2 separate regions of the Homo sapiens genome follow, and region 1 is linked to region 2. The links are chromatin contacts, found by Hi-C or POLR2A ChIA-PET in ENCODE. All regions are on one chromosome and are shown on one strand. The core of a region is the stretch at or near the end of the contact, and the rest is flanking DNA. Distances in the headings are between cores, read along the strand shown.

The links. A loop is a pair of places that touch in the nucleus more often than their neighbours do. ChIA-PET counts read pairs that join two places held with the same protein, here RNA polymerase II (POLR2A). Pooled maps may share reads with other maps.
Region 1: a pooled map shows a loop between it and region 2 (5-fold over the local background). The contact joins two enhancer-like sites. A Hi-C loop is called at or near these places in 1 of 168 maps with a recorded cell type or tissue (HepG2) and 4 of 50 pooled maps. POLR2A ChIA-PET finds 5 or more read pairs at or near these places in 1 of 52 experiments (BJ).

Annotation. Positions count from the first base shown.
Region 1 is chr9:82,599,977-82,606,463 of GRCh38, reverse strand. The region is part of intron 2 of LOC107987087 (a long non-coding RNA gene); the gene reads right to left. LOC105376110 (a long non-coding RNA gene) reads left to right here and starts at 4,737. Exons shown (of 5, transcript XR_001746780.2): 1 at 4,737-5,308. Within about 2 kb of position 1,348, at least 4 of the 41 ENCODE cell types and tissues checked have a DNase peak (open chromatin) inside an H3K27ac peak, as active enhancers do.
Region 2 is chr9:81,622,157-81,628,685 of GRCh38, reverse strand. All of the region lies in intron 8 of TLE1 (TLE family member 1, transcriptional corepressor), which reads left to right. Among named protein-coding and RNA genes, the nearest start is that of TLE1, 64 kb to the left of the region's middle. RefSeq lists enhancers at 4,415-4,938, 5,737-6,352, 6,353-6,529. Within about 2 kb of position 2,030, at least 2 of the 41 ENCODE cell types and tissues checked have a DNase peak (open chromatin) inside an H3K27ac peak, as active enhancers do.

The DNA.
Region 1 (6,487 bases), core at 99-2,598, 980 kb before region 2:
AGAAACCTTTTGACTGACTCATCTTTCAAATAGTTGTATTCACCTTGTGTGGATGAAGCACATGAGTTCAGTGTTGAGTTTGAGCTGGTGCTTAGCTAAACATTGTAAAATCTTGATCTGGAAGAGACCTTAAGGGTCATTTCTGTCCAACTTTTTACTGTACAGATAGAAAAGCCAAGCTCCAGACACCACGCAAGACCTGAAGACTTGGCAGCTGAGCAGACTTCCAACTGACTCCAAGAGGAGATTTGGACTTGGAATAGTGTGCACTTGGTCTTGTGTGCACAGTTTACTTCCAGTCATATGTAACTGTTATGTGTCAAAACAGCTCTCTATTAAGTGCAAATTGTAATGATACATCCAAAAGCTATTTCCATTTAGTTTGTTCATTTAAAATATGCTCTTGAAATTAAAAATAAAATACAGAACCTAGGCTATATTAGAATATCTTCTGAGTGTATCTTCTGAGTGTGAGAAGGCTTGGCTAGATGCATTAGTAAGAGCTCAGATAGGAACCTGTGTGGTGCTGCAGAAAAGACAGTGGAATGAGGGGACCAGAGACCATTGTGTAACTTTGCTGTGGGGCTGCTGGAGCACATCACTTTGCCTCAATATTCTCACCTGTAAAATGGTGATAATAAGGTTGTCCCTGCCTGCTTTGTAAAATAGCTGTAATGATCAAAGTACAAGAAGGGAGTAAAGGTACTTTGTGGAGAGCTGTACAAACAGACAGTGTAGTTTTTAACATCCCAAATAAGGAAATTTGGACCCCAAAATAAAGTATAGTAAAAAATATATAAACTGTTTTTTAATCTTTAAAAAAAATTGTCTAAGTGGAAAAAGACCACTTCTCCAATTGTATTTCATTTATATAAAATATCAAGAATAGGAAAATCCCTACAGACAGAAAGCAGATTGGTGGTTGTTACAGGTTGGGGAAGGCAGGGAGAGGAGTGAATGCTTACGTGTATGAGGTTTCCTTTTGGTGTGATGAAATTCTTTTGTAGCTAAATAAATGCAGTGGTTGTTCAACATTGTGTGTGTATTAAATGCCACTGAATTGTTCGCTTTAAAATGATTAATTTTATGTTATGTAAATAAAAATTCAAGAGGCTTGTGTGTATACATATACATATGACTTGGCTGGAGGGAGGAGTGGTCCCAGGAGTGTTTGTACAGATGATTTTATAAGTGTAATCTCAGACTCACAGGCTCCTTTATAAAAATGTGTTTCTGAAGTTTACTTTCAGTTGCTGTTAGTGTTTGCTTATCTCTATGAAACTAAGCCCAGTGGATTCTGTCCACACCAGGCCACTGGGTAATGTCCAAGGATAACATGTGCTGTGAACTCCACAGATGCTGAGACAAATGCCCTTTGGCTTCTTGGGTCCTCTGACCCTACTAACCAGTTGCTATGAGAGTTGTTTAAGACACGAGATTTAGGGGAGGAAAGCACCACTTCACTGGTCCTCTTCAGTCCAGTCTTGACAATTTACCACTGCTAGAAATTAGACTGCTGCTTGAAATAGTTTCAGATGCTGACATTTTTCCCCATAGTTGGCAAATCTTGGCTTTTGTGTGTTTAAATTTCCTCTGTGGACCTCTTCTCTGAGCTTCAAAGAGAATTGCTGTTTCATGGTATCAATTTTCTCACTGTAGGACATTGCCTTCTGATCTTTGCAAGGGTCCTGCTTCTATTCCAAACTGATGGGGGTATTTACAAAGGCTGTCAATTAATATCAAGAGTATTTTTGGACTTCATTTATCATACAAATATTGAGAAGTGAATATTAGTCACCAACATGTTTCTATATGTATATGAATAATGGGATATTACATACACAATTTGAGGTGCAAAAATTTCACAGAATGACTTACTTGATATTTTCCATGAATCATTTGTTAGACTGAAAAATAGATTTTATTTTGTTAGACAAAATAAAAACAAAACAAAAAATACCCCAAATCTAGCTTCTATTAGATATCATAGAATCGCAGAATATCAGTGCTGCAATGGACTTTTCTATGCATCCATCCAGCCAATTAGGTGATGTTGAATATATCTCAGTAAGGCCTATCAGATTGTTTGCTCTAAGCTTGATGAGGAGTATTTGAGCATTAGAAAGTTCTTCCCTAAATTGAGCCACATTTTATCACCCTATGACTTCTATTACCTAGTCTTGAATATATTACTTGGAGACATTCAGGATAAGTCAAATGTGTCTACCACATGATAGATTTTAAATTATAAAAAGCAATGTTTTCCTTTTTATTTAGGCTAAACATACATAGTTCTTTCAACTGACTCTATTTGCAAAGCTTGAAATTCCTTCATTGTCTTGTCATTAACCCCTGTACAGACTTATGTTTACTCATGTCTCCATGATAATCTGATAACCAGAATAGAATACTGTACATGAAGTATATATAAAGTATACAATGGAGAGGTTAGGATCATCTTTGTAGACTGTATAGTTTTTTGAAGGCAACCAAGTTAATATTTAATGTTTAATATAATTGTGTCTTTGTGTCAGTTATGGGAAAATTTTAATTATTGAATGTGACTGCCAAGGTTGAAGTTTGGGAAATCTAGAGACGTTTTAAAAATAACAACCCATAGCTTAAAAGAATATCAGGAGAGGGAATAAGAGAACTTACGATCATGGAGCCCCTACAGTGCACCTGCTAATGGGGTTGGCATTTTCTACATTTTTGGGGTAGGGGTTAAGATTTACTTGGACCTTAAACTTGAGCTCAGAGAACACCTCCTCTGTGAGGCAGTCCCTGATTATCTCTTCCTGCTTATAATACCTCATACAGGCCTCTTCTATTGAACTGTTCACCCTACATATAATTATTGTTTACATGCCCACTTTCTCCACTAAACTCCTTTACAAGCTCCTTTACAGCACCTGATGTATAACTGGACTCTCATGTGTATTGAATGAATTAATACATGTTAGTCTTTCATTAGTACATCCCAAGTGGCTATTAATTAAGAGGAGGAATCATGTTATCAACTGGAATTCCCTTAGCAAAGCCTTAGATGATCACAGCTTTAAAATGTGTAGTTTTACTCATATATTAGTTCACTGCTCTCATTAAAGACATGCAACATTTTATTTGATAATCCAAAGATAATTTGTTCATAAAAATCATATTTTAGCTTCATTTTTTAAAAAGCTAACAATTGTTTATATCTTTATTTCAAAATTAGATTTGGAATCTGTATATAAATATACATATAGGCTCTGATATGGTTTGGCTGTGTCCCCACCCGAATCTCATCTTGGGAAGCCCCTCGCATTTGGTTCTCATTCTGTCTTGCCTGCTGCCATGTAAGACATACCTTTCACCTTCCACCATGATTGGGAGGCCTTCCCAGCGACGTGGAACTGTGACTCCATTAAACCTCATTTTCTTTATAAATTACCCAGTCTCGGGTATGTCTTTATCAGTAGTGTGAAAATGGGCTAAACAGGCTCCGAATCTAATACATGTATATTTTTCCTTTTGGACACATATCTAATTACAGAAAGAAAAGATTTTTAAAGTTTAGCCATTTCATTATAGGATCTGTCAAATAGAAAACAACAATTGTCTGTAGATGTTCAATTTAACACACTTAATTTTGTAGAATGATTGGTTTTCATTGTGTATCCATCGCTATAGTATTTATTGGTGGAAAACGGGCGATTATAATCCCAAGTCTTCAAAAATGCGCAAAGCAAACAAACAAGCAAATGAACATTAATGCATGGTGTTAAGTGAAAATTTTCAGAACAAAAGCTTTCTTTGTCATAAGAAGCTGACATTATCTTTTGGGACACATATTGCTTCTACATAAGGTTGTTCTCAATTGTGTACAGACCTCCATAGTAAACTCTGGGTACCTGGTCATCATATAGTTGAATCACCATGGGGAAGAAAATACCATCTGGCAAGCGGGGGAGTTCAAAGAAATAACTTGCAGAATATTGTAACTCTCGATGCTCTTTAAGATGGACTATCCTACTCAGTGCAGTGGGAGGGCAGTGGCATAAAGGGCCAGTCTGAGTTTCCTTGTCTCCGGAAGCTTGTCCTATTTTGACATCTATTCCTGGAAACTTCAGGCATATTCAAGTCTCTAGAGTTGGGTTTCTCCAAATGACTTTCCACCTGGGTATTTATAAGCCAGGAGCCAGTTGTCCTTCACCTGATGGAATATGTCTGCCACAGTTTCATTTCCATCTCAGAACTGTTTTCCTCTAAGGGAAAAATTCTGAGGTAATGTTATCTATAATTCAAACTTCATAGAAACTTTTGAATCCAGGTTGTCATCATATTACTAATTTAATCTGTTTATATTTTAAACCCCTACCCACTTCCAAAAATGATCTGAGACTTCTAATGCCTACAAAAATCTTATTTTACACAGGAAAAAAGTGTAAAAATTCTGCAACCTAAAATATCTTCAATTCAGTTTTTATTGCATCTTACTCCAGAAGCAGAGCTGTAAAATATCTAAATTTAAATCCTTTTTAGAAAACGTGAGGATTTTCCAGTGTGGGTGGCAGCTTCGTTCACTATGATGTCCAGCCATCAGAAAGCCCAAAGAATTCAAACTGGTTCAAATGAAGTTCAAACTTTAAAAATATATAAATAATTAAAGACCAACCCAACATCTGCTTTTTTCCATTCTTACTTCCCCCAACTCTTTCTTCTCCTGTTTCATTGCCTTTCACAGCCAAATCATGGTTTGAGAAAATAAATACTTGCAGACTCGATCTTATCTCCTGAAGTAATAATAGCTGATTTTGAAGTCATAGAGAATTCCTGGAGTCTATCTCATGGTCTGTTGAGGAGAACTCTTGGCTTCTGAAAAGAGCTAAGAGTAGGTATAGTTTGACCCACTGGGAATACTGGAACCTTAAAATAAAAATATTGAATGTATATACAAAATAATAGGCAAATTCATTCTCTCCACATTGGCCCAGGAGCAACTACATTCCTATTGCTGCCTCATCTTGAACTAGGCCCATGTGGCTGTAATAGACCGGTGCATCTGTTTAACATCAACAGAAAGCAAACAGAAGGGCTGTCATCTCTTCCAGTTTGAAACAGATAAAAACAGTGAATCTACAAATGGCAAGCTCATAAGTGCTTTCCTGTGGGGAGAAATCCTGAAGGGGTCTCTTGCTCCAGGAGCAGCGTGGAGGAGACTTTGAAGCAGGAATACCACCCCACCCTCACCCACTCACCCATGTCCGTTTATTTTGGACATGCTACAGTAAATCCTCCCCAAGACATGCGCTGCTCGTGTTTCATGGTGAGCAAACACAGCTTCCTTTTGTTTGGTGATATTCTCCTGCTCGCTGACCCTTGGATTTGTACTACCCTTCAAAGAAAGGGGCCATGTGGGGGGCTTTGTTTGTGTTTACCAGCTTGTGATGATGCTCATTTCTGACTAGAAACCCACTCTGTTTGGATAGTGGGGCTTCTACTGAGTAAACCTGGCTGCAGGCAGTGGAGTGTACAGATACAGCTCTCCAAAGTCTGCGAAGGGCCAACTGTGGAGGCCTCTCTGGGACAGTTCTGGGATACTGCAGTTGCTTACACAGCTTCCCCAGCTTATTGCAGGAACTCCTGGAGTGTCAGGAAGAATACCTCCATCTGTAATATGCTGAGTTATAAAGTAAGTGGTTAGGGTGGCTAAGTCTGTTGTTATCTCCCAATCTCCACTTCTGGGCAATTGTGAAGCCATCGGAGTGTGTTGGGTTAACTTGTCAGTCCTCCAGGCTGCCACAGTGAACCCGGTGGTCATAATCCCCTGGATGGTTCAGGTGAGTTCCCGGTCTTCCAGGATAAGCCTGCCTCCCTGCCTGTAAGGAAATCTCATCCACCGTGCTATGTGGAGATGTCTGCAGCTCCTGCTTAAGCCTCCCTTTGTGCCCTGATCACCTTAAATTCAAGCCTGACTAAAGAATAAGAAACCAAGGGAAATAACATTTATAATGATAATAATTAATTGTTAATAGATGGATGGGCTGTCTTATACCTATGGCTTGCAGTATGGAGAGGAAGTGAAATAATAACACTAAACAAAACAGCAGGATAGAAGGAAAACCTGAAGAAGCGATTGTTTTGAAATGAATTCCAGGAGGAGAAAATGACTAATGTAAATACTGAATAGAATCTAATTCTATTCTCTAGGCTGGTATGCAAAAGTCCAAGGTCTGAAAAGCACACGGGGGATCTACCTTTAAGGTTCTTATTCTGTCCAGGCAAGCCCTCATTATGTGGATGATATGTTAATACCATACCCACATGTCAGGTATAGAAAGCTGGGATGGAGAAGGAAAATAAGCCTGAATTAAACCACCTCAGGATGATAGTATGTTAATACTGTACCCTCAAATCAGGTATAGCAAGCTAACAGTGAGAGGAAAATAGCCTGAATTAAGCCACATCAGCATGGAGACCTTTTTCATTGCTATCTCTGTATTTA
Region 2 (6,529 bases), core at 781-3,280:
TATTTAGAACTTGCCTAGAGATAATTATGACAAACATCACCTTGTTTTATATAAAGTGGTTTCTTTCTTTTGTTACTCTTCTCTAGCTGTTCTTGACTAGTTAATTTTGTCAGAGGCAGGACCAAATCCTAGTTAGGACCACCCATCCATCACTTTGTCTCAAAATGACAACATTATAGAAGGCAAGGAGGAGTTAAGATGTGAGGCTTGCTTTGGAAAAGAATACTGTTGGTCTTTTTCTGGAAAAAAAAAGAAAAATCACGTTCATTCCCGGAGGCCTATGGGAACCATGGCGGCATCAGGGGTGGTAGAATGAACATGAGTTTTGTACAAAGGCAGACTTTAGTGGAATTCTGGCTACACAGGCAAGGCTTTTTCATCCTTTTGTGCCTTCCTAGTCCCATCTATAAATGGTGATAGTAGTGGTTGCCTCACAGGGAGGGGGTTAGGAGGCCTCAGGTGGGAGGGTAGCAGACAGCATAGAAGGTGCTTAGGGAATGCCCTCCTCCCACCGCCATTTGCAGAGTAGCAAGACGGCAGTGAATGCATCATTCATTACATTCAATGCAGTTACTTCTGGGTTTCTCTCCTATTTGTTTTTTAAATTAAAACAATTTTCTTTTAATTTTTGTACAGTCAGAGTCTCAGTATGTTGCCTAGGCTGGTGTCGAATTCCTGGCTTCAAGTGATTCTCCCACCTTGGTCTCCCAAAGTGCTGAGATTACAGGCGTGAGCCACCGCACCCAGCCTTGGTTTTCTCTCCCTTTTTAAAATACACATTACACAGGCGGTTATGGAAATAAGGGTCCACGTGCCAAGGTGGCAGTTACTGATGGTTCTCAGCATGTCAGCACCGTGAAACTGATCTCAGCTGCTTATTAACGTGATCACTTTCCTGATAATCAAATTTCTCAAAAGTAGACACAGCCTAGGAGGTACTGTTTTTGCCTAAATATTTATGAATTAATCATGACCTGACATGTTAAGAGATTGCCTGGAAATAAAGGCTAAAACTGAGATGAGTCACCTAAAATTTCAATTTTTGGGCACAATGGAAAACACTTAGGTTTTCTTAAGCAGACTCCTGGGCAGGTTTCCCTTCTGGCCAAGTTTAAAACTCTGCTTAAAAAAATGGTTCTTCTTTGAGAAAGTTGGCATCACTGCTGTGAATAGGGTGAACCCTTCAAAGGAAAGCCCCAGTGGTTTCTAGATTGTCAGGAGCCTGTACCAGGTAGAGGTGTCTGTTTACTGTGGATGCAATAAGTCAGGTGGATATCGGGGCCTTGGTGGGACTGGATTAACGTTCAGGTTTTATTGCACTGTGATTACAGTGAAAATAGGGCATCTTTACTCTTAAAAAAAAAAAAGTGAGAGAACAATTTTTCCCTCCAAAACCTCTTTTTGACTTGAGTTTGTGCTCTGTAATTAGAAAACCTGCAATTGTGAGCAGGTTTTTTTCTTTTGTCCCTATAATCTTTTTATCATTTCCTCACTGGGACATAGGTGGACAACAAACTCTGTGTCCTCATCTTTGAGATAAGGAGGTATAAATGTAAGTGCTGTCCGATACACAGATGACTTAGTCAAGTCCTGACCTAATGGCTTTTTAGTTTCAGGGCCATTTCTTGCATTAGCAAGTATTTCAACAGGGGCTGGAGAGCAAAGAGGCACAGAAACAGCTGAGCAGCTCTTAGAAACCATGCTTTCAAAAAAGCTTTGACATAGAGATTTTGTTTTTGCTGTGATTAGGTCCTGAGCTGGGGAACGGCAGTGTCATGAGGTTATTTAAAAATTAATTTTAAATAATTGTATTTATTGTCTGCTCCAGAGTTTGTTTTGTTTTGCCTGGAGGAGGGTAGAAGGGCCAGCTACAAATGAGAGGGTGGTGACGAAGGCATCGTGGTTTTAGCACCCTGTCCTGCCTCAACATTAACCGGCCCTGTGTGTCACCTGCACAGCTATCTTTCCATGAGTCCTCCTAACTGAGTCACCCACCTGGATTCTACAGTGATGAGTTGCAAAATCGAGTTGCAGGAATGCACTGGTTCTTTCCCATAGTTTGCATTTAAACTGTGTGAAACATCAATGTGTGCCCTTCAGACTGGCTGCACAGGCAGGGTTCTGAGATATGATATGGTTGCCAGTGGACAGATTTTCAACTTTGTCCATGTTGTTAACAAGTGGGGATCTCATTAGTTTTATGGGTTAAAAATACATTAGTTGAAGTGTTAGGCAGAGTACGTGAATGACCAGTTGGACCGTAGCAAAAAGTGCAGCGCAGGGTGATGGCTTGATTGACACCAGGTGTAGATGGAGAAGGCACACAGATGTGATGGGGTGCGTCGTTACCTAATTGTTTTAATGTTCACCGAGAAGTTAATTGTCAGTGTGGAGTGTGCTAGTAAATTAGGTTCCTACTGCCTTAGTGTAACTGAGGATAAATGAGGTGTCACGAGTTTCCAATCTGTACCTCTGACACAAACACTTTTCCTGCGGGGAGGAGAAAGTTCCCAAGGGGAATCAGCATGGCAGCTAAAGAAATCCATTTGAATAATGTGCTTTATTTTTGCATTAGGGAAACCTGTCTTGCTTTTGCTGTATGCATGAATGGGTTTTCCTTTCCATTTTGCTGCTGGTGGTTTCAGGGTTCGAACTTGTTGGCAGAGAAGTTGCTTGGAGGTCTTAGGATTCATGAAGGCCTCTGTAACTAGTGTTTGATAGCATTGACAGGGCAGCATTTTATTAAAGTTGCTTTTTTTTTTTTTTTTTTTTTTAGTAGTTTCTGAGGTTACTTTCCAGAACATGTTAGTAGATGTGAACAACCATTACTGTTAAATTGCTAAAGAAAAGTCAAATTCTTGGAACAAGACTATAAAGACTGGTTGTTATCCTTATTGAAGTGGCTGGGTCTTTGCTACCTTGGTCTTGAATAGGTGTTTGGAGCATGAAATAGACACATCACTTGTGTTGAATGGTCAGGATAAAGTAATACAGAGTCCCAATCTTAACATTTTCTTTTGACGCCACTGGGTGCTCTCTGAGGTTCAGTCAACCCACCTACTTACATTGTAAGTTCTTACATGAAGGTATGTGGTTTCATAATTGTGTTGGAATGTTTAGTTTTGTTTTATTTTAAAAGAATATATTGGCCTCTCGCATCCAGGAAATTCAAACACTTCGCCAATTATCTGGTTACCTTCAGGCCATTGAGCTACCACAGGGAAAGATCCTGCTGTGTGTTTAATAAAACATGGTTCCCAGAGTTAGGAAATTGTGCTCAGAATTTGTCTCAGAATGCACACAGGCTGTAATATCAGAAGATCTGCCATTCCTCTTTTCTTCTGACCAGCTCTTTTGCTGTCATAGCCATTCTGTTCTGTCATCCTATTAGTGCAAGTTAGATGTAACCCTTAGGAAGCATATATTAATAAATAGCAATTTGCTTGTTGCCAGTGAAGATGCCCTCTTGAGATCTGGTGTTCTCACAGAATTCCAGATTTTCGTGAGAGAGAGAGTCCAGTCCCTTCTTATGGAGTATATGGTTTCTGTGTTCTTGCACCTCATCTAATCATCTCAAGTACTTTCTATATAAAAGTTATGCCAGTTCTGCCCATTTTTGGACCCTCTTTATGTTTCTGATACTGAGCATTCTAGGAGGATCTTTTCTTTTAGACTTCTCAGATATGCTTCTCCCTTTATGTACAGGGTACTTGACCCTGTACCCACAAGTGTATGCCATATGTAGGTGTAGAAAATTATTTGGTTTTAGAATTTCAGTTTGTTTTGAACAGTGTGTTTTCAGCTGATTTGCCCAGGTTTGTAATGTCCTCCGTGGGCTGTATTACTCCTATTTTGAGTTTCTGTAGGAGATGTAAATAAGGTGATTTTGTTTATTTGTTTATTTTTTTAATTTTAAATGAAAACTTACATACAGTCTAGAAACCTCAGTCCTTGGGACACTTGTAATAGAAGTCTGCCCAACATTTAAAGTCTTTAAAAAAATCCTGGCAGATATTTACATTTTACCAGCTGCAAGGTGAAATAAAACTTTGGGTTTCTTGGCTGGAATTAGAGTACATCAGTCAGGATAGTAACACTGGTTCTCATGTTGATCAAAAAGCTGATTCTCGATTAAATATTTATTTGGCAAATAAATATTTGAAAAATGAATTCTACTTGATGAATCCTGTTTGGTAGATTAAAATCTTTCAAAGTATAGACTCTAGGAAGAGGTGTCTGCAGTGGCAAATAGGTCTGTAGGATGATTACCTCTGGTGATTGGCATGCCATGAAGCCTGTGTGTACCTGGGCTGCTTTGTCACTCTGCTGAGGCCTTTTTCAGTGTTAATTTTGGGTTCTGAGTGGAAAGGCAGGAATTTGGGACTATTCCTAGTTCATTTTAAAGTAGAGTTTAAAATGTTCATTTAAAAATTACACGTTTCTATTTTTGGTATGGAAGACATCTAACCTGATTAAAGCAAGGCATTCTGTTGGTTAGGAGGTAGGTCAGAGAAACCATGCGTCAGGTATTATGTCACATTAGAATGTTAAGTGCAGTAGTTGAAAGAGCCAGGGTGGATTTTAAGTAAGTTTTTGGGTACAAGTGTTCCATGTATGTAAACTTGAGTTTAAAAATCACTCTTCTGAGAGGGGAGGCACTTTGGCTGTAATGGGAATCAGCAGGTGGTGGACAGAGCCGCTTGGCCTCAGGCAAATCACCTCTGTCTCTGGACATCCTAGTCCTCCAGATTAAAGGAGCAGGAGGAGGAAGAGGAACGAAATGTCTCAGTGGTTGCTTTGGCCTCTTCTCAGGTTTGATTCCAGTTATTTTCTGTGTTTAGAAAGCATGACCATTTTTATTTTTTTGATTTTTATTTTTCATTTTATTATTTTTTTGAGGCAGAGTCTCACTCTGTCACCCAGGCTGGAGTGCAGTGGCACGATCTCTGCTCATTGCAACCTCCGCCTCCCAGGTTCAAGTGATTCTTGTGCTGCAGCCTCCTGAGTAGCTGGGATTACAGGTGTCTACCACCACCCGGCTAATTTTTTTTTTTTTTTTTTTTTTTTTAAGTACAGATGGGGTTTCACCATGTTGGCCAGGCTGGTCTCGAACTCCTTTTCACAGGCGATCTGCCTGCCTCGGCCTCCCTAAGTGCTGGGATTACAGGCATGAGCCACTGTGCCCGGCCTCATGACCATTTTCAAATAGCTTAATGCAAAGCAACCTCTGTTTCATTCTTTTGCAAATGGTGTCCTCATAAATGTTGCCTCGATTTGTTAGAATGGGACCCAGACAACATAGCATTCGAAATTTTGGAGGATCAAAATGACAATTTAGTCAATACCCAGGTTTAGTCTCTGAATTCTCGAAATATGTATAAAGTAGCTCTTAATGGCCATCAAAATGACTGTATTCTACCCTGGAGCCATAAGCAACACACAGTAGGGAGTGCACGAGGAGAAATCACAACATGAGGGAAAAACACCTCAAGAAATGCAGTACCCACAAAGTCACTTTTGGGTTTCTGGGAACAAATGAGGGAATCATGAAGGTAAGGGTCCCCCAGGCAGTAGTTTAAAAACCAGAATGTTTGCTGTTGCTGCCAGCGAAGCTCATTAGGCTGGAACTGTTTGCTTATATCAAGAACAACAATGAAAGCAGCGTCAGGGCTGGAAGAAGTCAGGGGCAATTATACACAGAAAACTGGGTTCATGGGAGCAAGAGTAAAAGGAAGCGGTCTGTTTTTGGTGGGGTAGACTTTAGGTGGAAAGCCTGCCGGGCGTCCGGCAGCTGCGTGGGCCAGGGATCCCTGGGTCTGAGTGTGGTGTTTCTGGGCCTTTCCAGCCCACACTCTGCTGCCTTGTTTTGAGTCAGTTTTACAGCATCAAAGGTATGATGAGGCATCTTGTTTTGTAACTTGTTGAAGTCTGCTGTTGAATGGGGCCCATTTTCAGATAAGCAGGGGTGCTAATTACTAGCCCTGTCCACCACATTTAGAGGAACTTTCAGAGCTTTTCAAAACCTATTCAGATTATAAGCTTCATTTAAGCCGCTCAAGCGGAAATTACAGTAGTAACTTTGAACACATAGACGCAGAGGCCTCAAAGCTTGACAGTCTTAAAGGTCCAGCCACGGAAAGGTTATTGTTTCTAACAGAAATTGTATTGTTTCTAACAGAAGTGTAGTTTACTTTTACGTTCACAGTACCATTTGACATCATTAAACGACAACAACAAAAAAAAACAAGACATTAAGAAGCTGTCTTGGAATGGCCCTGTGGCTTGGATGCGCAGTGCTGATGACAGCAGGAGGGCTTGGAAGGCTGTGGAGAGAGACTTGAACTTAAAACTGGTCAGCACACCCAGCCTCTGTGCCCCATTTTGCTGGGCACTTGGGCGGATTTAAAGTTGAATAAGATACAGCCCTGCCGTGGATGCTGCACAGAGTCTGGAGGAGGAGACCTCGGGGCTGAAGTAAACTAGGAGGGGTGTATTTAAACACGTTTCCCATGTGTGAACAAGCAGCTGC